2 separate regions of the Homo sapiens genome follow, and region 2 is linked to region 1. Evidence: read pairs that join two places in POLR2A ChIA-PET (ENCODE). Cell type or tissue: HepG2. All regions are shown on one strand. Each heading gives the region's core, and the rest is flanking DNA. Links, peaks and the distances in the headings are about the cores only. Region 1 overlaps LOC105375211 (a long non-coding RNA gene). Region 2 holds the start of CHN2-AS1 (CHN2 antisense RNA 1).

Region 1 (11,827 bases), core at 3,596-8,595:
TTACAAGGATATCTAAAAATATTTTATCTTAAGTTTAAGTCATTGCAAATAATGTATTTCCTGGTGTATTATAATTTGAATATGTACTTTATTTTATTTTTTGGGACAAGGTCTTTCTGTCTGTGGCCCAGGCTGGAGTGCAGCGGCTTGATCATCGCTTACTGAAGCCTCAAACTCCTGGGCTCAAGAGATCCTCCTGCCTCAGCCTCCCAAGTAGTAAAACTACAGGCACACAGCACTGTGCCCAGCTTATTTTTCATTTTTTTGTAGAGATGGAGTTGGGGGAGGGGGTGGCAGTCTCACCATGTTGCCCAGGCTGATCTGGATTTCTAGCCTCAAGTGATCCTCCCCCTTCAGCCTCCCAAAGTGCTGGGATTACTGGCTTTAGGCACAGTGGCTGGCCTAATTTTATTTTTATCAAATCCTTGGAGCTGCAGGTTTAGCTCGCTCACTTTATGGAGTAAGTCCACTGTACAAATACGTTACTGGAGAAGCCAGTCTCTCCTGTCAAACCAATCAGCTAAATCAGACTTACTGCCTATCATTTCAAAATTTAAATGAATGGCCTATCATTGTGAATCTTAATTCTACAAGAGAGAGACAGAGACGAGGTAGAGAGAGAGACAGAGACAAGGTAGAGAGAGAAGGCATGGAGATTTGCCAAGAGTTTGTTGCCTGGATAAAATAAGTCTTTAGTAAATTTTTTTTTTTTTTTTTTGAGACCGAGTCTCGGTCTGTCTCCCAGGCTGGGGTGCAGTGGCGCAATCTCGGCTCACTGCAAACTCCGCCTCCCGGGTTCACGCCATTCTCCTGCCTCAGCCTCCCGAGTAGCTGGGACCACAGTCGCCCGTCACCACGCTCGGCTAAGTTTTTGTATTTTTAGTAGAGACGGGGTTTCACCGTGTTAGCCAGGATGGTCTCAATCTCCTGACCTCATGATCCGCCTGCCTCAGCCTCCCAAAGTGCTGGGATTACAAGCGTGAGCCACTGCACCCGGCCAGGCGTTAGTAATTTTTACTGAGACTGTCTTTGCTCTTGTTTTCTTTCTTTCTTTCTCTTTCTCTTTCTTTCTTTCTTTCTTTCTTTCTCTTTCTTTCCTTCCTTCCTTCCTTCCTTCCTTCCTTCCTTCCTTCCTTCCTTCCTCCCTCCCTCCCTCCCTCCCTCTCTTTCTTTCCTTCTTTCTTCTGTTAGGGAGGAATGAGAAGAAGCCCCCTCAGAAGCAGTGCATTTTAAATTATCCCCTTATGAGTTATCCTCAAGATTTGTATACGCCAGAGCAATACACCAAGGTAAGATTCAAGTTGGGAGAGAGATAAGTCCGTCTTCTCTGAGATGGAAGAAGGGTGAATGTGTAAAGGCAGATATTGGCAGGCCTTAAAAGGAGCTCTCAGGAAACCAAGATGTAGAAGTTGGGAATCTGGAAACTGATTGCACTATCCATCACAATGTGCTTTTGGAAAGTCTTCATGTACCCTAGGAATATATGAGTATCCAGTTTGAAGCCTACTCCCCTGAACTCTTTTTAGAAGTGCATGTGCTATGAAGATGCTAGATAGAAGATAGGCTTCCGGTGGTGAGGCATGCAAACAGCATCAGGCCGCCAGAAAATCAGTAGGGCAAAAGGAACTCCTTTGTGAACACGCTCCACTATTGGCAGAACTCACATTCCAAAGTTAAATTATTTTCTTTATTTTAATCTATATGTTTTGAATTTTTAGAGATGAAAAAGTCTATAAGACAAAAATATAAAACTAGAATAGTAGAATAAATAGCAGTGGGATTATTTTGCATTTTTTGGCTTTACCAAAGTAGTATAAGGCAGCTTCTGCTTTACTTTCCACTGAAGCTCCTAAATTATAATGACAGCATATTAAGGGAGAATTTAAAGTAATGCCACATGTCAGAGAGTTTGAAAGCATGCCAAAATCATGCCCCTGCTTTGATAATGCCAATTATATGGGTGAAAATCCAAGCTTCATAATAGATAAGCTGATATTTCAAAGGAATGCTTCAAAGGACATTCTTCAGCATCACTTTATGGTAAATATGTTTTCATTTTACCATTCTTTCCCAAAGCATATAATTCCCTATTTTCTCCATGAATTGTAAAACATCCCAAAAAGGAGAACTAGCCATAAGGAAGGGTAAAATCTCTACCAGTAGGAAATGTTTGTTGCATTTATCCTCTCGGTATTTCTGTCTCCCATCTTCAGGTAATACTTTCCCACTTCTTTGAGGATATTGCTCCTCCTTCACTCCATGCAGTTCTGGGCTTTCATTTATATTCTTACCATCATAGAAGTTGTCATGCGATGCAGGTCTAATCATTCGTAGTATTCCATCCTCCTGGCCACACACTGGCCCAGTAGTAGGCATATGACCCTAGCGGGGCCAATTAGAGTCTTTCCCTGTGATATTTATATGAAACTGGGAACACTTCAATGAGGCTACCAAAACATAAAAATGCTGAGTTGTGTTGGATTTCTTATGGAAAATGATAAACAATCAAGTTTTCCCATTAGGATCTCATATGGAGCAGGCCATGCAGATAAAGTAAACAATGGAAGACAGAAAGACACAAATAAATAAGGACACACAAATTATAAGAACTTGAACCCAGGCCCTGGAATGGTATTCGGACAAAGCATTGCCTGCATCAGTGAGAGACAGAGAAGGCCCTGGTGACTTATGGATGACAGAGTCTAAAAATCAGATGTCAAAAGGTAGAAGTTGCCAGGACAGATGCAACAGGAAGGTCCTGTGATATGACTTTTAGGCAAGCAGAATGCCCATGGGCTTTTGGCACTTAAGGAACTTCCTGCACTGAAAGGAACTGGGTGTGAAAGGAGACAGAGATGTGAGGTTTTTAGAAGAGATGTAGGCTTTGCATGACTGAGGACAAGCTGGGGGCTGGGTATGGAGGGGGTATTGAGGCAGCTGCAACACCTGTGTTTCAATAGTGCCATCATGTGGCTATGACACCAGCAACAGCCTAGATCTAGCCCAGTGTGCCACTCTGAGCCAAATTTCTGGTTTTCTCTTCTAGAGGCAGACCTGACTGTACAGTCCCTGAGGTGTATGGATTTCCTATGGTGGGATGTGGGAATGGTCAGAGAGATGGGATTACAGAGAAGAAAGATATTTTCATGTCAGAGAAGTATTATTTGGATAACAAAAATAGATGGCTCCTCATTTTGTCCTTCAAGTCAGAGAAGTGGAGTTGGTAAGTGGAGTTTGGAAGGAGTGTAAACTTCTCTGCATGGAGTTTGTAAGTGAAGTGGAGTTGTAAGTGACGGTGTGCTGGAGTTGGCTTGTACCAGATTGTGAGAGCTGAGTATTAAATTTTCAGGAATTTTGCAAGCTGGTTGTTAAATGAAGCCATCATGAAAAATAAAGTACACATGTCAGATTTAATGACAAAAGATTTACTGGGGAAAGAGTTAGCAGATTGAGATGCAACTCCATTTGTCAAATCATTGCTCAATTGTAACCATATGTTGGCTACAGAAACAAAAGTTTGGCAAAAATTAACAAATGCATTCTTCACAAATCCATTGGCTACATGAAGTCACAATAAAAGTATTGTATATTTTATTATTATTTGTAAATCGTACGCTCTATATCTTTTATGTCACGAAATTTATAATAAACTTATATGTACACACACACATATAAATATGTATGCACACTTTTATTCCCTGAAGAGTCAGTTTTTAAACATTTACTAGCGCACCACTACTTCTAGGTAATATGTTTGTAATTAATTGCTAATAATAACAAAATATGAATAATGCATCATTTCATTCCACTTGCACTCACTTAGTTCCAGACTAGTATGACTCCACCCTAAATCATACTCCATCAATGCTACAAAAAGTTCAGGCTGTCACCAGTGCTTAATAGGAATTCTCATTCAGTTATTTCCTTAAATGCTTTCGTGACAAATAGACAAGTGAACTCCTGTGAGATCCATGGTGAGACTTTAAAGCCATGTTGAAATGCTAACTGCATACTATTTTTGGAAAGTAACGTTTTATTCCCACCTATATAGTTCAATTTTATATGATTACATAAGAGGTTAGATCTTACCATGAGCTACTTCTTTTTTTTCTTTTTTGAAATGGAGTCGTTCTGTGTTTCCCAGGCTGGTTACAAACTCTTGGGTTCAAGTGATCCTCCCACCTCAGCCTCCCACATAGCTGAAATTACAGGCATACATTATAGTGCCTGGCTCGTTGAAAAAGTAGAAAGGTGGATTCTTATGCATGATGACAACCAACAACACAATCTTTGCGACTCTAAAAAATAAAAAGGACAAGGGAGAAGCCTCTATTTTCAATAGCAGACTGTACACATGTATTTGATCTGGATGCCATTAAAATGGCAATAAAGGAACAAAAATTGGAAAGGAAATAAAATGACAAGAATGAAGAGAATGGAATGAGAATCACCAACAGATGAGATTTGTTTTAAATTTATGGAAGTCAGAAAAGAGATGGAATCATGTAATGGATTAAACAGAAGGAAGGAAGCCATAACCCAGATACAGTCGGGAGGGGCTTCAGTGGCAGTAGGAATGAATTTGACCGGCAGCACTTCAGAGAAACTCTGAGGCTGGAGAACTTGGAGTCAAACCATCAAGTAAGCGTGAGAAGAAGATAAAGACACTTTAGGTCTCAGAAACTCCTTTTCTTAGGAAGTTACTTGATGTACCCAAGAAAAAAATAAGAGGGAGGGAAATCTGAAAGAAAATGACTTAGAATACAGAAAATGTGGAACTACTCAGGAGTTAAATAAAAAGAACTTATTTTGGGTACTGCGGGCCTAGAAATAAGTCTTTCCAAATTGGAACAAGAATTCAGTGGGGACTAAAAAGAATATTTTCAGTAAGAAAGGAAAGAATCCCATGTCATAGGTAGAATAAATAAAATGTTGAAAGATATTTGGATATGAGAAAGTAAGCATGTTCTTTTTTTCATGAAAAAAAAAAGCAAGGCAATTAGAAACTCCAGGAAAACAAAAATGCTGAAATAAAGTTGTATTCCTCATATTAATCAATCTAAAATACAGTATAACTTAATTGTATATTATACTGTATTTATAGTACAAGGATTATATTGTATTTAGAGTACAAGGAAAATACAATACAGTATAAGGCAGAGTATAAAGGAAATACAATACAGTATAAGGCAGAGTATAAAAAACAATCTGGCCGAGGGTGGTGGTGCACACCTGTAGTCCCAGCTATTTGGGAGGCTGAGGCGGGAGAATCACTTGAACCCGGGAGGCAGAGGTTGCAGTGAGCCAAGATCACACCATTGCACTCCAGCCTGGGAGACGAGCAAAACTCCGTCTCAAAAAACAAAAACAAAAACAAAAAAACAAAAACAATCTAGTTGACTATGATGTCAGAAGCATTCTCCTTCATGTATACAGCAATCCTAAATGGAATCTATAGTTTGAAAAAAAGCAAGCTTCCTGGCTCTCTGTTGAACAATACCTTTATAGTCTAAATAATAAATGTGTTATTAATTATGATTCAACTTTTAGAATCAATTTATAGATAAGATACAGAAAATGTTATTATGTTATGACCACAGAACAGAATATAAACCACCCTTGACAATGTAAAAGAAAGATAAAGCTGATAGAAATTGGTAGGTAAAATTGAAGAAGAAAAGTAAATGGAAGCATAGGGACACTAATAACCTTTTTTTAAAAAAAAAACATGATGGGGAATTAAGAAATACTGTCTTTGAGTAAGACAACAATAAATAAAACTTAAATATTACAAAGTTTAAAAAATGATAGAACAATCAAATATCTAAAAAAGGAAAAATGGAAAGAGATGTAGATGTAAGTAGAGTGAGTTAAATCCTCATCTTTTAAAGTGGGAGATCAACAAATAAATCAAGCAATGAAAATATGAACGTATTATTTAGATGTATGGAAGTCTCTACTAGAAGTAAAATCATAGTGATTAAAAGCTGTGGTTTCTGGGGAGCAGAGGACTATTGTCTCTCATTATAGTTGCTTTTATAAGCTGAAAAAATTTTAACCATATATACATATTACTTTGATTAGTATAAAAAAGTAAAGTAGTGAGGCAGGATAGCAACTGACACATGAGCTCTGAAGTCAGTTTATGAGTGTTTAGTCTCAGCCTCACCATTTCCTGGCTGTGTGACCTTGGTATGTTACTTAATTCCTTTGTTCCTTACTATCTGTGTGACCTTGGACATATTACTTCATCCTTTTGTGCCTTGCATGACTGTTCTGAGTATTAAATAAGTTAGTGTATATTAAGTGCTTAGCAAAGTGCCTAGCATATAGGAGATGACCATATTGTCTGCTAATTTTGAAATAGACAACAGCTAAGGCTTTTGGAAATCTATGAGGGTGGATAGAACTTTTTCTATTATCAAAACTATCTTATTCTTGAATGTAAATGTATAGAACCTCTTTAGAAGAAATTTTGGCGATTGCTGTTAAAATGTAAAATGCATGTTTTTTGAATCAGTTATTCCATTTCTAGGAATTTATCCTCAGATTTCTATTCACATCTTTGTCTAAAGATGTAAATTTAAAGATGTCCATTTCATCACTATTTATAATGGTAAAAAATTAGAATTGGTTAAATGAATTGTGGTATATCCATACAATATAATATCATGCAGTCTTTAAAAAGGGAGATAGATCTATATGTATTGATTGAAAGATATATAAAGTACAATAAACAAGATGTAAAACAATGTGTATATTGTCTTGTATTTGAGTAGAAATGAAACACACACACACACACACACACACACACACACACGAAACTTGTCTGAGGTTGACTCTGGAGAGATGAATGATGCCTGAAATGAGAGGGACATTTACTTTGATTGCCCTTTTACACTGCTTGAATTTTACCATATGCTTATAATTTTTTTTTTTTTTGAGACAGAGTCTTGTTCTTATTGCCCAGCCTGGAGTGTAGTGGCACGATCTTGGCTCACTGCAACTTCCACCTCCCGGGGTCAAGTGATTCTCCTGCCTCAGCCTCCTGAGTAGCTGGGATTACAGGCGCCCACCACCACGCCCAGCTAATTTTTGTGCTTTTAGTAGAGACAGAGTTTCACCATGTTGGCCAGGCTGGTCTTGAACTCCTGACCTCAGGTGATTCACCCACCACAGCTTCCCAAAGTGCTGGGATTACAGGCATGAATTAAGGCTCTAAAATACTCCAAAAGTGAAATAAAATTAAAACTAACTCACCATTTCATTTAGAATGTTTTTGAAAGTAACAGAAAACCAGACTTCACTTAGTTTTCATTGGCTTATGTAACTGGGAATTTACATAATGGAAGTCCAGAGTAGGGCAGGCTTCAGGTTTCACCTGGTGCAGGCTGCCAAGACTGTTATTTATTCCTGTTTGTTGGATTTATTTTCTTTCTCTTTTTTCTTTTTGAGACAGGGCCTCACTTTGCCACCCAGACTGGAGTGCAGTGGCACAATCACGGCTCACTGCAGCCTCAACCTCCTGGGCTTAGGTGGTCCTCCCACCTCAGCCTTCTGAGTAGCTGAAACTACAAGTGTGCACCACCATGCCCAGCTAATGTTTATTTGTTTGTTGAGACGGAGTCTTGCTCTGTCACCCAGGCTGGAGTGCAGTGGTGCAATCTCGGCTCACTGCAACCTCCACCTCCCTGGTTCAAGCGATTCTCCTGCCTCAGCCTCCCAAGTATCTGGGACTACAGGCACAAGCCACCACGCCTGGCTAATTTTTGTATTTTTAGTAGAGACGGGGTTTCACCATATTGGCCAGGGTGGTCTCAAACTTCTGACCTCAAGTGACCCACCTGCCTTGGCCTCCCAAAGTGCTGGGATTACAGGCATGAGTCACCGTGCCTGGCTAGATTCCTTTTCACATTGGCTTTTCTCATGACCAAATGTTACCTTCACATCTGCTCTCCTTAATGTCCAGAGAAAGAGAGAAAAGCTCTCAGAAGATTCTGCACGTGTCCTCTTATGTCTCATTGGCTTAAACTGGTTCTTATGTCATTCCTGAACTAATCCCTGTGGTCAAAGGAACGCCATATGCAGATAAGCTTAGGCCTGGGTTCCTGTACCAGTCACTGTGGCAAGGGAGATGACATTACCCTTCATTCAAAATGGTCTTCCTCTGGAGCTAGGTACAACAGTGTTCCCTGAAGTACGAGAGAAGAATTATACTGGAACCTGAATTAGGAAACTGTTAGAAAAGGGAAAAGAGGGAAATTGGTGCCTTGCAGGCAACCAACAAAGACCATGACTTCTACTCTAATCTTCCTCAATGCTATTATAAAAGCCTTTCCACTGTTGCCTCCAAAAAGTTTGTAAATTACTGTCAAAGAAAATGAATTAATTTTTCTTCTATTGCAACAGAATAATGCCTGGCAATAATGATCATAATATGTCTTTTAAAAAGATATAATTTATAGGAGGTTCTCTCATTTGATACAGATCAGTTGTTAGATTATCCTATTACTTAGGATACAACCATTGGGGGAATAGAAATAGAACTATATCTTCAAGAATGTCAGACTTGGAGAGGATATAGAATAATTATCATCACAATGAGGAAATAATTATAAACTCCAAAGTGGGACTCATTAGGTCTAACTTTCCTTCACTAATGATTGTCTACAAAGAAACAATGTAAAGGTTACAGAGAGAAGCCCACAAAAAGCCTAAAAAATAAGCTACAGAATCTTTCCTTGCTAATACAAATTATGTTAAAATTTTAAAGTTATGTTAAATTTATGTTAAAATTACCATGAACATTCTATCTCTCCCAGATTTAGCCCAATATAGAGTAAATACTGATGCTATCAAGAGAAACAATGGCAACTGTGAACATTGAAGCTTATCTGTTTTTCATTGTATGCCCAGCAAAAGGAGATATTCCCAAAGAACCTCATAATGGAAGCGAAGCTGAACATTTCATGGACACCATCTATAAAACAATTATTGTTGGCTGTATTTTAGACTTCAGAGTCTAGTCTTTTAGGTCTCAAAAGGCTTGATAGTTCTGGGCTGCATGGGATTCTTCTAGATGAGTTGTTGTAGTGGTGATTGAAGTGAATGATGGAGAACTATTTGGGGTGTGTAATGGACTATATGTCTGTGTCACCCCCAAATTCATATGTTAACTCTTAACATACATTCAGTGGTGAAATTTGGAGATGGAGTCTTTGGGAGGTCATTACGTCATGAGGGTGGAGTGCTCATGAATGGGACTAGTGCCCTGGTAGAAGAGGCCTCAGAGAGATCTCTCACCCCTTCAACATGTGAGAACACAGCAAGAAGACAGTATCTGTGAACCGGGAAGCGGGCCCTCACTAGATACTGAATCTCTTGGTGCCTTGATCTTGGATTTCCCAGCTTCCAGAACTGTAAGAAATAAATTTCTGTTGTTTATAAGCTACCCCACTTATGATACTTTTTAAAAAATAAACTTTATTGTGTATATTTAAGGTATACGACATCATGTTACAGGATACATAGAGCAAAGTAATTTTTAGAGTGGAGCAAATATATGCATCATCTCACATGGTAACTCATTTTGTGTGTAGAGGGGGTAAGAGCAGGTAAAATCTACTCATTTAGCAGGAATTCTAAATACAGCACAGTTTTATTAACTCTAGCCGTACTATAGCCATGGTGTTGTACATCAGCTCCTTAGACTTGTTCATCCTACATACCTGCTACTTTGTGGCTTCTAACTTACATCTCCCCATTTCTTCCTTCCACCCTCCAACCCTGGTAGCCACTGTTTTATTCTCTATCTCTGCATATTTCACTCTTTTTTTTTAGATTCAACTTATAAGTAAGATAATGTAACACTTTTCTGTCTGTGTCTGGCTTGATTTCACTTAGCATAATGTTATCCAGTTTCATCCACGTTGTGGGAAATCACAGGAGCCCTTTGTTTTTGGAGACAGAGTCTTGCTCTGTCACCCAGGCTGGAGTGCAGTGGTACAATCTCGGCTCACCACAACCTTCGCTTACCAGGTTCAAGTGATTCTCCTGCCTCAGCCTCCCAAGTAGCTGGTACTACAGGCTCCTGCCACCATGACTGGCTACTTTTTTGTATTTTTTTTCCCCTCCCTGAGACGGAGTCTTGCTCTGTCGTCCTGGCTGGAGTGCAGTGGTGCAATCTTGGCTCACTGCAACCTCCACCTCCCGGGTTCAAGCAATTTTCCAACCTCAGCCTCCCGAGTAGCTGGGATTACAGATGCCTACCACCATGCCCAGCTAATTTTTGTATTTTTAGTAGAGAAGGGGTTTCACCGTGTTAACCAGGCTGGTCTCGAACTCCTGACCTTGTGATCGTCTCATCTCAGCCTCCCAAAATGCTGGGATTACAGGCATGAGCCACCACCCCAGCCTTCTTTTTTTTTTTTTTTTTTTTTTTTGGTAGAGATGGTGTTTCACCATGCTGGCCAGGCTGGTCTCAAACTCCTGACTTCAGGTGATCCACCTGCCTGGGCCTCCCAAAGTGCTAGAATTACAGGCATGAACCACTGCACCTGCCTTTGTTTTTTTGTTTTTTGTTTTTTAAAAAGACAGGGTCTTGTTCTGTTACCCAGGCTGGAGTGCAGTGGCATGATCATGGCTCACTGTTATCTTGAATTCCTGGCCTCAAATGATTCTCTCATCTTGGCCTCCCAAAGCACTGGGATCACAGGTGTTAGCCATTGTGCCTGACCAAGATCTCCCTTTTTAAGGTGGAATAAATATCCATTTTACACACACACACACACACACACATTGTGGTACATAGATATGTAAATATATTTGTATTTTTACACATATATGTAAATATTTATATATGTTTTTGTATATATACAAATATACCACACTTTCTTTTTTTTTTTTTTTTTGAGACAGTATTGCTCTGTCGCTCAGGCTGGAGTGCAGTGATGCGATCTTGGCTCACTGCAACCTCTGCCTCCTGGGGTCAAGCAATTCTCCCACGTCAGCCTCCCAAGTAGCTGAGATTACAAGCGCCTACCACCACGCCTGGCTAATTTTTGTAATTTTAGTAGAGATGGGGTTTTACCATGTTGGCCAGGCTGGTCTTGAATTCCTGACCTCAGATGATCCGCCCACCTCGGCCTCCCAAAATGCTGGGATTACAGGCATGAGGCACTGCGCCCAGCCTCCATGATTTCTTTATTCATTCCTCTGTTGTCGGCTGATGTTTTGTTACAGCAGCCCAAATAATGTAGACAGATTGAAACACATAATTGTAGTATGTATTTTAAATATTGGCTGAATGAAGTTATTTTTTAAAATTTCATAGTGTGAAGTTTGGCCTATTAAGGGCAATTACCCTATTAAGAAGATGCCCTAAATTTGAAGTATTCTAGCACGTGGTTGATGAATTCTTAGCCATGAGTTTAGGGGTAACAGGAAGTACATTCGGACCTGGAAGTGATGTCTTACAAGGCGAGTCACAAGTGTAGGTCCTCTAAAGGGTTCTACATGTATGATAGGAATCTACTCAGTGGTCTATACTGTTCTATCACATTTTGCAGGTGATGGTTGAGTGTCCAGTGTCAAGTGTAGTCAGGCACAAGTGATAAATAAAACTATCTTCATTAATAGCCCCATCTTCCCTGAGATGAACCCAGATAAACAGGAAAGTTTATGATTAAATTGGATGACATTGTACCCTAGCAGGCTTAGGGGGCAGAAAAAAGAATAATAGCATTTTGGGAATCACCCATTTATTTTTTGGCCAGGAGTACCATTTGCACTTGCCTGACTAATGAAAGAAGTTATGTTACACACGGGA
Region 2 (11,827 bases), core at 3,274-8,273, 1.5 Mb before region 1:
AAGGCTTGTATGATACCGCCTTGGAGCATACTTGGACTACCTCTGGGCTTACTAAGAGTGAAGACTGAAAAGCAATTACGGTACAGACACCCAACAGTCCTCATGTCTTACAGGCTGGGTGCCTGGAACAAATGATGCCACTGGTAATTGCTATTTGAAATATGTGTATATGTGAGTGTAACTGATTTACACACAAGAGGGTTGTTCCCTTGGGGGACCACCAAGGCACCATAAATTGGCAAGAGGAAACAGGCAGATCAGAAAAATCATAAAATTTTAAGACCCTCAGAGATGATCTGGGCCAAACTAATAATTCTACACATAAGCATCAAAGTCACAAAATGATAACATAATTTGCCCCTGGACACACAAAAAGTAAATGCTGAGAAAGAACTACCATAGACTTAGGTCACGTGACCCCTCATCCAGTGATCTTTACGCACCCTGGCCCATCACAAAACTGAAAAACAGGAATCTGCTCTCCAAAACCCTCTGCCTGTTCCCTTTTCCTTGGGAATAACCTGAAATTATTTCTCCAATTAGGCACCAATACATTTATTCCACTGGACTTGACCGTTTGTAGGAATCTCTGTTTTAAAAACAAAGAACTGCTAATGATCACTATTTCTCATAAATGAAAGCCTTAAAAATTCCCTCCCATAGCAAGCGGCAGTGGGCTGAATCATCTACTATTATTCCCTGCCTTTCTAATAATATAGTTCCAACTTACATCAGGCGCAGGGATGTTAAAGCCTGTCAAGAATCAAAACCTTCAACCCTCACTGTCCTACTTCTCATTAGAGCTAAAGACTCTATCCAGTTTTAAATTAATGGATTTATATTTTTTTCATAACCATAAAACAAAGTGCTTCAAACCATAAAGCACTAACAAGTGAAAACAACATATGAGTTGTCAGTCATCTTAATGTAGTAGGTTAGCAGAACATTTTTTTCAGGGAGTGATATTATTACTAAGTGAATAGTTGCACTAATTGCTTGGCTCTCAACTAAGACTATAATAAGCTTTTTGACTATGAGAGGCCATGCGTCTTGGAATTCTCAGTGTTTTGTTGGTGGCCTTAGAGACTCTAAGGGCTGAGGACATTCATGACATAATTGTGGCGGATGTTCTTGGTTCCCTCTTCCCCCTTAACAGAACCCTGTTCCGTTCAGGCCTCCTCACCCCTTCAGGAGAGGCTGGACCATCTGCACTCCAGGAAGGGGGTCACAACTGGACTAAGTACATCCAGGGAATCCTATTCCCTTGCCAGTGATTGGTTCACACCTAAGCATATGACAAAGCTGTAGCCAATGAGGCAAGGGGAACTTTGCTGGGGGGTGGGGGTGGGGCAGGTGTGTCTGAGAAAGTCTTTTTTATCTTCCACAGGGTGAGGAGGAAGAGATTTCCCCTTCTCTGTTTCAGATATGATCCCAGGGGACTGCTATTGTCATCTTGACCCTGTAAAGACAGTGAGGCTGAGGACAAGGCCCCCCGACCAAGAGGGCAGCGCTAAGAGAAGGAGACAGAGCCAGATACTGCAGTGTCTACAACCACGGTACCTCAGCACTTTGTTTTAGAGTTTTCTGTATTTGCGGTGAAACGTCCTAATCCTTACAATAATTGCATCCTGGAATGGTCTGGTCAGGATGTGAGGAGGTGTGAATGTGTTATATGTGTTGGTGTTAGCATGAGAAAAGTTTGAGTGAACAGCAGGTCCCAGGAACAGTGAGTCTTTTGTTAGAGATGGCTTAGCCCGTGACATTAGAAAGCAGGAGGAGCAAAGTCTAAAATCTGATATGTCAGGGGAACCGCAGAGGCCAGCGCAAGGCACAATATCATCCCCACGTGTGCTGCTGTCATAGGGTGCCCAGGGTGGCCAGATTTCACCTGAGGGAAGACACAGAACAACAGAGTCACTGTAGCCCGTGCCCACTTCCTCTAGGGGTTGCCAGGAAAACACTCTGAATGAGACCTTAAGGAAGAAGTTCTAGTACTTGCTTTGTCTTCACACTCCCGTGAAGGGGCATTTATTTGTATTTTGTGGGGGTGCCTGTCTCAGGTGTCCTATGGGAAAAAGGAGGAAAGGCCATGAACAACTTGAAGGGGAGCCAGCCATCCTATACATTCACGCAGGCCATTGGATACTGAAGCCTGCCCAAAAAGTGGCTACCCAGGGACTCAGTTCCCCAAAGACGTCTGTCTTTAGCTTCATTAATTCCATGACAGGGCCAATCTTCCTCCAATTAACAGAAAGTTTATCTACCTAGAGGAGTCTCTATACTTGGGAGGAAGAAGAGGACTTTTGCAACAACCTGGCACTCAAAACCAGCAAGTATTAAAAAATGTTCATTGACTAGGTTCCTTACAGTGAACAATACATGGTTCTAGAAAATTTACTATTTATAATCACTCATATTTTCCATGTGATCTGATCAAATGCATTTTTTCTTTACTTGTGTGGGGTAAAAGTAAATACTGTCAGAACCTCTGTGACAGCTACAAGCGTGTAAAATTTAAGTCTTTCTAACAAAGTCTTTGTAGTACAATACCGTGATCTGTTGTGATCAAAGGGTGTCGGTTCTTTGATTAGAAACAACAAAAGAGCCAGCAGATGATATCCTTGGAAACGTCTGTACAAGCATCCATCTAAGTGGGGGCATATGGAGGCAGCCACAGACACATCACTGTGCGAATAATACTCAGGAGCATCAGGCACACAGTAGAGAAACTTGCTTCCTGGATGACTCACACTCTACTTCGAGGCCATAGAGTTGTGGCCAGAGTTTAAAAAGCTGGATAAAAAGCTAATTAACTAGTCATAAGAAATGCACTAATTGCTTTGTCCAGCATTAGCAGAGGGGACCTACTGCTCTCCCTCATTCTTCAGTGAGAAGGAGGGTGCCATGGCCTTTTGGGGATACTGGGGAAGGGAGGCATTTATCTAGTGGAGGCTGAACTAACCAGCCCTAGAGAGCAAGTCTCTATGGAACTATCTGAGAAGGTCAGGGGCTGGCTGCAGAAAAAGATGAATGTGGAAATGAAAAGGGGAAGAGAAGGGGCACCCCCATGTATTGAGCAAGTTATCAGTGAGTAGGGATTGAAATGCCTCCCATCTGATTGCAAGCATCCTGTCCAGGAAGGCCTTAACCTATGGGTTTGTATTTTCTGTTTGCTCACGTTATGACTGATTCACCTTCTCTTTCTTACAATATCAATTTCTATGCTTTCTTAAAGTAATGGCTTTATTGAGCTATAAATCGCACACCCTACAATTTACCTGTTTAAAAGCAAACAATTCAATGACTTTTAGTTTATTCACAGATATGTGTAACTATTAAGTATTACCACAATCAAATTTAGAACAATTTCGTTACCACAAAAAGAACTCATACCTATTAGCAGTCACTCCCCATTTCACTCCAAACCTCTCAGCCGCAGGGGACAACTCATCTACTTTCTGTCTCTAGGATTTGCCTATCTTGAGTGTTCCATATGCGTGGAATCATATAGTATGCAGTCTTTCACTTCTTTCACTTAACATACTGTTTTCCAGGCTCATCCCTGGTGTAGCATGTATACAGCATCGCTTTTTGAGAATCTCCCTGTGGCTCTCCATGTTGAACTCTAGCTTTACTACTTATGTTTCTTCAGTGTTCACTATTCACTCCTGAAATGTGCTTGTGAACCACAAATCAAGGTAAAAAGTCCTGATTCAGATAAATTCATGTGATTCTGCTCAGAGTCTCCTGTTGCAAGTACATGCAAATAAGTTAAAAAAAAAATTTCTAGGCCAGGCGCGGTGGCTCACACTTGTAATCCCAGCACTCTGGGAGGCCGATGCAGGTGGATCACGAGGTCAGGAGTTTGAGACCAGCCTGGCCAACATGGTGAAACCTTGTCTCTACTAAAAATACAAAAATTAGCTGGGTGTGGTGGCACGCACCTGTAATCCCAGCTACTCAGGAGGCTGAGGCAGGAGAAATCCTTGAACCCAGGAAGCGCAGGGTGCAGTGAGCTAAGATCATGCCACTGCACTCCAGCCTGGGCGATAGAGTTTTTTCCATCTTGGGGGAAAAAAATTTTTTTCTAAAAGTTACTGAAGGCCTGTGACTAATGTGAACTGGTGACAGGGTCCTTGCAGAACTGATTTACAAACAAGAGATAAAGGAGGGAAGGGGCTACAGTTGCACTCCTATGACAGTAACTGAGTGCTTGTATATGTCAGACACTGTGCTAGGCACTGGAGATCCAGCAGTGAACAAAACAAAAATAGCTGCCCTTGTGAAGCCGGTATTTTAGTGATACATGATAAAATTATTTTAAAAAGAAAAGCAAGGGAATAAGGTGAAAATTCAGAGTAGTGGTTACCTTTGGAAGGAGGGAATGAAATATGATGGGGAAGGAAAGAGAGAGGAATACAGAGGAAGACACAAGGCTAGGTAATGTTCCTAAATTGGGTGGTGGCTTTCCTAATAATTATGTGGCTACGCTATTACTGATTTTTTTTGTATATATTGCATCTTACGTAAAATGTGTATAATTTTTTTTTACATAATAAAGAACCATTCCTCTAGATGGGAAAGTATAAACAGTGGTGTTCCTTGGATTGACTGAGCTAATTTAAAATGTTGGGACTGCAGGATGCATATTGGAGCTTTACATAGAGTAGAGAAACTCTAAGTTGGCACGATTACACTCCAAGGATTTGAAAGGCTGATGAAGAAAAGCAAGGTAAGGTATTTAGGAGAAACTTTTCCAGTTACCTTAGAAGATCACGAGTTCTGAGTGGTCACTTACCACTCAGGAAAGGAACCTGTGGTGCATCTTATTAGAATATGAGCTTTATGAGATCAGGGATTTTTAGGTTTTGTTCACAAATTTTCAAGTTTTTTCACAGCCATTCACACATTCGATTCTAACAACTAGTATTATTAGCCCATTTTACGGATAAGAAAATAGAAACTCTGAGAGCTATTTGGTGCTGGTGTTTGGACCAGATCCCCAGCTTCCTAGAGCTTATAACACAACGCCACCCTTGGACTGTGTGGTTCCAATGAACCCACATTAATTCATGAAACCCAAAAATGGATGCTAAAAATAAGTTTCAGAGAGTTAAATTTAAAGCAATAGGAAGAAACACCAATTCGCTCTATAGGTAGAAAATGGCTGAAACTCATTCCTGTAAGAAGGAGCACAAGCTGAAACTACAGATGGATTCAGACATGTTTACATTAACTCCTGAATGACAGATTTACACTCAGCTATTTATGAAAAGTAAGATGTCTGCAGGGCATTTCCTCCCTGAAAGGCTGTTGTGCATTTTTACAAAATACCCTTACTGCTATTACTTTAGAATGCGGAACCAAATAAGTACTGTGGCAATTACTATGTTCTTAACCCAGATGACATCGTTTAACTCAAAATCATGTCTTACATGTGTAATTGCCTAGGATTTGCTGTGATTCTATTTCTAATCTTAATCTGATATTAATTATTTCAGGAGAGTTTACAAAGCTTCTGTCAATTGCTTTTTCCACTGAAGAATTCATATTCCGAAAAAAGGCATGTGGATTAGTTTGGCTGCTTAAAGCAAGCATAGGACTCGGGCTCTCCTGAGACCAAAGTTCAACCCTAGGGCATATTAACATCACAGAGAACAAAAACTTCTGTGCCCTGGTCACCGGGAGTACCTTCAACCCTAGGCATTGATCATGAGGCAGATCCAGAGAGGATATTTGGCTAGAGCTAACCAGGACCCCAACCAGAAATTAACAACTCAAAGGGTACCTACTGAAAGAGAATAGTGCTCTCTGTGTATATGAAAATCAGCAAAAATAGTATTATTTACCAAATAAGTATGGTTTACTGGATCTCACTGTCTCTGAGGACAAGCACTGTAAAACAAAATGGTTATTTTTTTGTAATAAAGAGAATTTGAATGAGCAACTTAAATCAATATTAGGCAGCCAAATTATGTGTATTAATATCTACATATCATTAGCATAATCCCAAGTGAATTATTTCATTACTAAAAGTAATGCTAGAACTGACTTTTCATTTCCCTTGATATTAACTTATATACGATATAAATTTGACTGGAAATAATTGGAACCTAATCCACTTCCACTTTCTGTGTATACATATATACACACACATACAGAAATACAGATATGTGTGGATGTGTATGTAAACCCACATACTTATCCATGGCAGGACATCACGGTACAAAGGCTATGAGGCAAGAGTTTTCTACACACACACACACACACACACACACACACACACACACACACACACACAGAGAGAGAGAAAAACGTGTGCTTTGTTTCCTCAGCTTCTCTTTCCAACTTCATAGCATTGCAGGCTTTCTTTGGAAGGAGGCGTATACATAAATCTAACAAAAATACATGAAGTCTAGAATTAAACTGAAGCCCAAACAAAACAAAACACAAAATCTGTCTAAACAAGAATGTGACAAATGTCCCAACCTGTTCCTCTTTATAGAACTTCACTTGAAAGTCACTATAAAGATTCAGAAAAATTAAGGACATCTCTCAATGTCTGGGACTAAAACCAAACAGGGACCTGAGAATCAGGGCTGAGTTGCCTTGGTAAGTTTCTGCCTTGGTGAATGGAGGATAAGTAGACAGGGCTACAGGAGCCACTGAGCAGTGCATCAGCAGGTTTTGTATGGCAGATTCTGCGATCAAGGTTAGAACATTCTCACTGGAGTCATCCAGACCACAGCTGTCCAATACAAATATAATGTAAGCCACGCATGTAACTTCAAATATTCTAGTAGTTACCTTAAACACATTTTTAAAAAACAGGTAAAATTAATTTTGTAAATATATTATATTTAGCTTAATAGATCCTTTTTTTTTTTTTTTTTTTTTTTTTGAGACGGAGTTTCACTCATGTTGCCCAGGCTGGAATGCAATGGCGCAATCTCTGCTCACTACAACCTCTTTCTCCCGGATTCAAGCGATTCTTGTGCCTCAGCCTCCTGAATAGCTGGGATTACAGGTATGCGCCACCATGCCCAGCTACTTTTTGTATTTTTAGTAGAGACCAGGTTTCACCATGATGGTCAGGCTGATCTCAAACTCCTGACCTCAGGTGATCCACCCGCCTTGGCCTCCCAAAGTGCTGGGATTACAGGCGTGAGCCACCGTGCCAGGCCTAGATCCAAAATATTATCACCTAAACATATATTCAATATTTCAAAGGTTATGAGTCAGATATTTTATATTTTTTGGCTTTGTACTAAGCGTTTGAACTCTAGTGTGAATTTTACACTTGTAGCACATCTCAATTCAGACTAGCCATGTTTCAACGGCTCAGTAACCACATGTGGCTGTCACACTGGACTGTGCAGGTCTAGGTCTTGAGAATCAGGCCCTTAGAGGTCAATGGCACACCCCAGCCTCTGACACATGCTGCAGGAGATCTACTGCAACAGCCACGCTCCCTGCTTCCCATTTCTTTGCTGTCCCAACAGTCTCTTGGGCTTATTTCATGGAAGCAACATCATGTAAGAAAAAGCATTTCACATTGCTAATATGGCATTATGTGAAGTAATAAGGAAGCGCTAGGTTTCACTTCCTTGAAAAGGACAATACCCAGCCAGTACTGAGGGTGCAGAGGGCAATGATGGGGCCCGATAAAATCCAGGAACTGGGCCTCCGATGAGAAAAGAATTGCATAAGGTTATCACCCAAGTGCTTCTGTGATTCATATTGCCCTAAATCAATGATCTAAGTTATGTCAATAAATAATAAGCCACCATGTCACAGTCTTTTGGTTATTATAGTTTCTGAATCCAATGGCCTCAACATTCACCTCTTTCTTGACAGTTAACTTGACACTTTAAAGACACCTTCCACCTTCCCATTTTGTTGCACTTGAGGATGGTAACAGAAGTTCAAGGAGAACTGTTTCCTTTTCTTAGAAACTGTCATATTCCTGCATCTTATTTGCATGCATTTCCCCCCAATTAAATGTGCTGAAAATTCCAAAAGCTAACTTTATTTTCTAAAAACCAATGCATTTGCTTTGCCCTGATGTGGGCTTTTTGTAGAAGTAAAAATCCTTCTAGCTAGCTGCTGATGGCCAGGTTGGTAGAAAATCTCTTTTAAATAACACGGCTTGTATATGCCACTAGCAACCTCAGTCCACACATTCACAGTTTTCCTTACGATGTCTTTAAAGGAGATTCAATGGTAAGATCCAAACTTTTTGAACATGGGCACTTTTTCCTCTTTGAGGGTGAAATCAGAACTCACTGTGGGTTTATTTGAAAAAGAAATTGAGTTGCCATTAGGGAAACAACAAACCACTTTTTAAATAAAGCTTGAATCATACCTCAGGACTACAGAGTTTATAAACATTTTCAATTACCCTCCCCAATATCATCCTCCAGCTGTCATTCCACAGTTTCCCTCGGGGTCATAAAGAAATTACTTTTTTAAAAAGTCAATTTGCAAAATTAGTAAAAGATAACCTAAACAGCACAAGCAGCACACACAGCAATGGGAGCGCTCTGGATCAGATTTTCTCTTTTTAGCTTGTTGATTTTACATTAGTTTTGTCTCTGTCTTAGAGAATTTCCTGTAAAAAATGATAAAAATGTTTTGTGTCTGTGTAGTCCAATATGGTAGCCACTGGCCATGTGTGCTATTGAGCACTAGAAAGATGCCTAGGGTAACTGAGGAACTGAATATTTTTACACTTAAATTTAAATAGCCACATGTGACTAATGGTTACCATACTGGACAACACAGCTATACACAGGGCAGACCTAAGCCACTTAAATCTTTGTGCCTTTATGGGTACAACAGCCTGGAGATCTGAGGCCCATTTAAAATATAAAGCGCTTTATGACTTCTTTTTTGAAAGTATTAAGTAATTAAATAGAGCAGCCTCTATGAGGCCAGAGAGAAAAAAAAAAAAGTCTACAAGAAATTCTCTAAGGATGATGCTACTCTTTAGGATGAGCCAGGAAGTGGGTGGGGGGAGCATTAATGTCACAGGAGCTTGGGTCCTAGATGACAGTTCCAGCTCTAGCTCTGCTGTCAAGTAACTGAGTGGCATGAGACAGTTTCTGAGTTCCTTGGGCTCTGATTTTCTTATACAATGTTGGAATCTGTGAAACAACTACCAAGGTTCCTCCTTGCTCTCAGTCTAGTCAGTCCAGCTCTTATTTCTTAGGAGATTAAAACTACTGGTTGATTTAAAATAATACTTTACACTGCAGTACAAACAGGCTGAGGTTGAGTGATTTTGACAGGCCAAACTGTTGAAGCAAAGGAATGCTAAAATTAGTCCAAACTATAGAGACTATATTCAGATTAGTCTCACAAAGGTGTACAATTAATTATAAATGAGGAGAAAGGCAGGGTATTTGCACAAACAGCTAGTGGCTGGCCCTCCCAGAATGCACAGCTGAAAGGTTAGTGGCCAGTTGATGATACACTCATCCCAATTCTTCAGCTTCAGGCCCCAGAGGACAGCCACCTAGGTTCCATTGCAGAGCACCCTACCTATAGGGCCGGCCCATCTCTGACTGCCGTTTCCTCTAGCCATGGAGACTTTAAATGAACCTCTGCATTTGTTTGTAGCTTGGAGACACATCATTGTGTTCTGTCACACCAACCAGCCTGCACCAGAGACACAGGTATCCATCTTGACCCCCTAACCTGAATCCATGTGAGAGACAGAATACCAGCTTCCTTCCCCATGGGCCAAAGGGAAGGAAAAGCAGGAAGGTGCCTAGAGGATTTGCAAACTACGAACAGTAAAGAAAACCAAATGTGGGATTGATGAAAACATCTCTAAATAGAAATCTGACCAACAACAGATGAGAGAAGAAAAAGAGACAAAAGGGGGGGGGAAGGGGGGAGGGGGGAAGGGGCGAAGGGAGGGAAGGAAGGAAGGAAAGAAGGAAGGAAGGAAAGAAGGAAGGAAGGAGAAGAAGGTGGATAGAGGGAGGGAGGAGGGAAGGTAGGGAGGGAAGAAAAGAGGGAGGGGGAGGGGAAGAATGGAGAAAGGAAGGAAAGAAGAGAGGGAAGGAGGGGGAAAAAGCCATTTTGTTTTGAAAATTAAATGACATATTTCAGAAGCCATGAAATGAGAATACATACATTCATAAAAGATAAATGATTGGTGGGTGATAGGGGATGCTATTAATCATATGTCTGTCTATCACTAGGTTCATGTCTTTTTCTCTGTGTTTGCCTTGACAGGAATCTTGATCTTCTGGCAGAAAACTCTTCCAAAACATTCCTATGTGACACTGCTCATGTATAGGTGCTCCAAACCAAATGTCCAGTTGCTTCCACCATTGTGCAAAAATGGGAGACCCTGCCGAGCAGCAGATGGCCCTCAGCACGGCTGACACTCAGGCCAGGCCCCAGGTGGCAGCTCTCAGAACACACTGTCCAGCTAAACCCTGCACAGACTGGCCGTTGAAAATACCTGGTGTTCACATTCCCCAAAAGTTGGGCAAATGACAGGGTCACCCAGTGCACTTCATGGGGTCAGTGGGGAGAACCAGCATTTCAGCACAAGTTCACAAATCACTGGGTCCCCCTTGTCAAACACTGCAAATATGTAGCATGCTAAGAAAAATCTCCTTACCTCTCAGACTCTGTATCACTCAGTTCATCTGAGTTGCTACAATGGACAATAAAATCTAATAAGTTAAAATGAGGTATGGAATGCTCAGGAGAAAAACAACAAGGACTAGTACTCCTCATCTGAGTAAATAATTTCTCTCACAGGGTTAATTTTAGCTTTGCAAGTTTTTTATTTGAGATTATATTTTAAATCACAATTTGTGCACGTGTGATTTAAAATAAAAAAGGCAATCAAGTCTTTCTGCCAGTCTAGGTGATGTGAAATTTAATTATCGAGCAGTTATCATTAAAATAAACGCAAAGCAATTTTTTAGACATAATTGAATATTCCAGAAGAAAATTTCTGAAAAATCCAAAGGTCCAAAAGAAAACTTCTCAGTGAGAATGTCTGTTTCAGTAAGATACCCTGTTTTGTAGTATTGGATGCAGAGAATTTCTAGTTAGACATACATAAGTCTTGCCAGAATTACTATAGTTCAGTTTTGCCACCTGCATCTAGAAATATGGAAGACTTATCTACGTTACTGGTTTTGACTCCCCAATAATGAGTAATGAAAATTCCTATTTATCATTTCTACATCAACATCAGTGTGATAGCAGAAAACAGCATGATTTACCTGGCCCACAATACTGTTGTATAGAATTTAAAGAAATAAATACCTCAATCCATTCAGGAATGTTCTTTTCCCAATTAAGGTTTTGAAGACTGCACCTAATACTGACTTGTTATCTTTTTCTGTTTGCATTTTAATTTTAAAAGTCTGTGTCAACTTTATTTTGATAATACAGTGGGTTTACGTTTCCAAATCTTAACTTCTTATCCCCAGGGTTCCTTTAATATTTAATGTTTTACCCTTTTCAGTTACTGAGAACATCTCATATCTTCTTTATTTATTGATTTGCTTGGGTTGATTTTTTTCTTGACTGTGAAATTATCCATTTGGCAATCATATTGCTAATATGCAAAAAGTTCTTATTTTAATTATACAAGCAAATGTAACCCATGATTATTAAGAAGACTATTTTGCAAATTGGCCGTTGTTTATCTCAGAATATAACCAAGAACCACAGGCTAAATTAGAAGCTTAAGGATAAGAACTTTTTTTTATTTTTGCAATTTAAAATAATAAAGGTAATCAAAGCTTCCTGCCAATCTAGGTGATTGTGAAATTTAATTACCAGTAGTTAT

Evidence for each region. Peaks named below come from ENCODE experiments on the same cell type or tissue, not always from the same donor. Only the 100,000 strongest peaks of a DNase experiment are listed, where the experiment ranks them.
Region 2: POLR2A ChIA-PET joins it to region 1 with 10 read pairs; 1 of 35 experiments calls an interaction of 5 or more read pairs at or near these places.

The regions. Positions count from the first base shown.
Region 1 is chr7:27,680,892-27,692,718 of GRCh38, reverse strand. All of the region lies in intron 2 of LOC105375211 (a long non-coding RNA gene), which reads right to left. Among named protein-coding and RNA genes, the nearest start is that of HIBADH, 24 kb to the right of the region's middle. RefSeq lists a silencer at 6,035-6,329. In HepG2, for the core only: no CTCF peak of the experiment used is centred there; a DNase peak (open chromatin) is centred at 6,208.
Region 2 is chr7:29,198,542-29,210,368 of GRCh38, reverse strand. The region is part of intron 1 of CHN2 (chimerin 2); the gene reads right to left. CHN2-AS1 (CHN2 antisense RNA 1) reads left to right here and starts at 1,399. Exons shown (of 3, transcript NR_120522.1): 1 at 1,399-1,556; 2 at 9,622-9,677; 3 at 10,246-11,329. In HepG2, for the core only: no CTCF peak of the experiment used is centred there; a DNase peak (open chromatin) is centred at 5,648; H3K4me3 peaks cover 476 bases.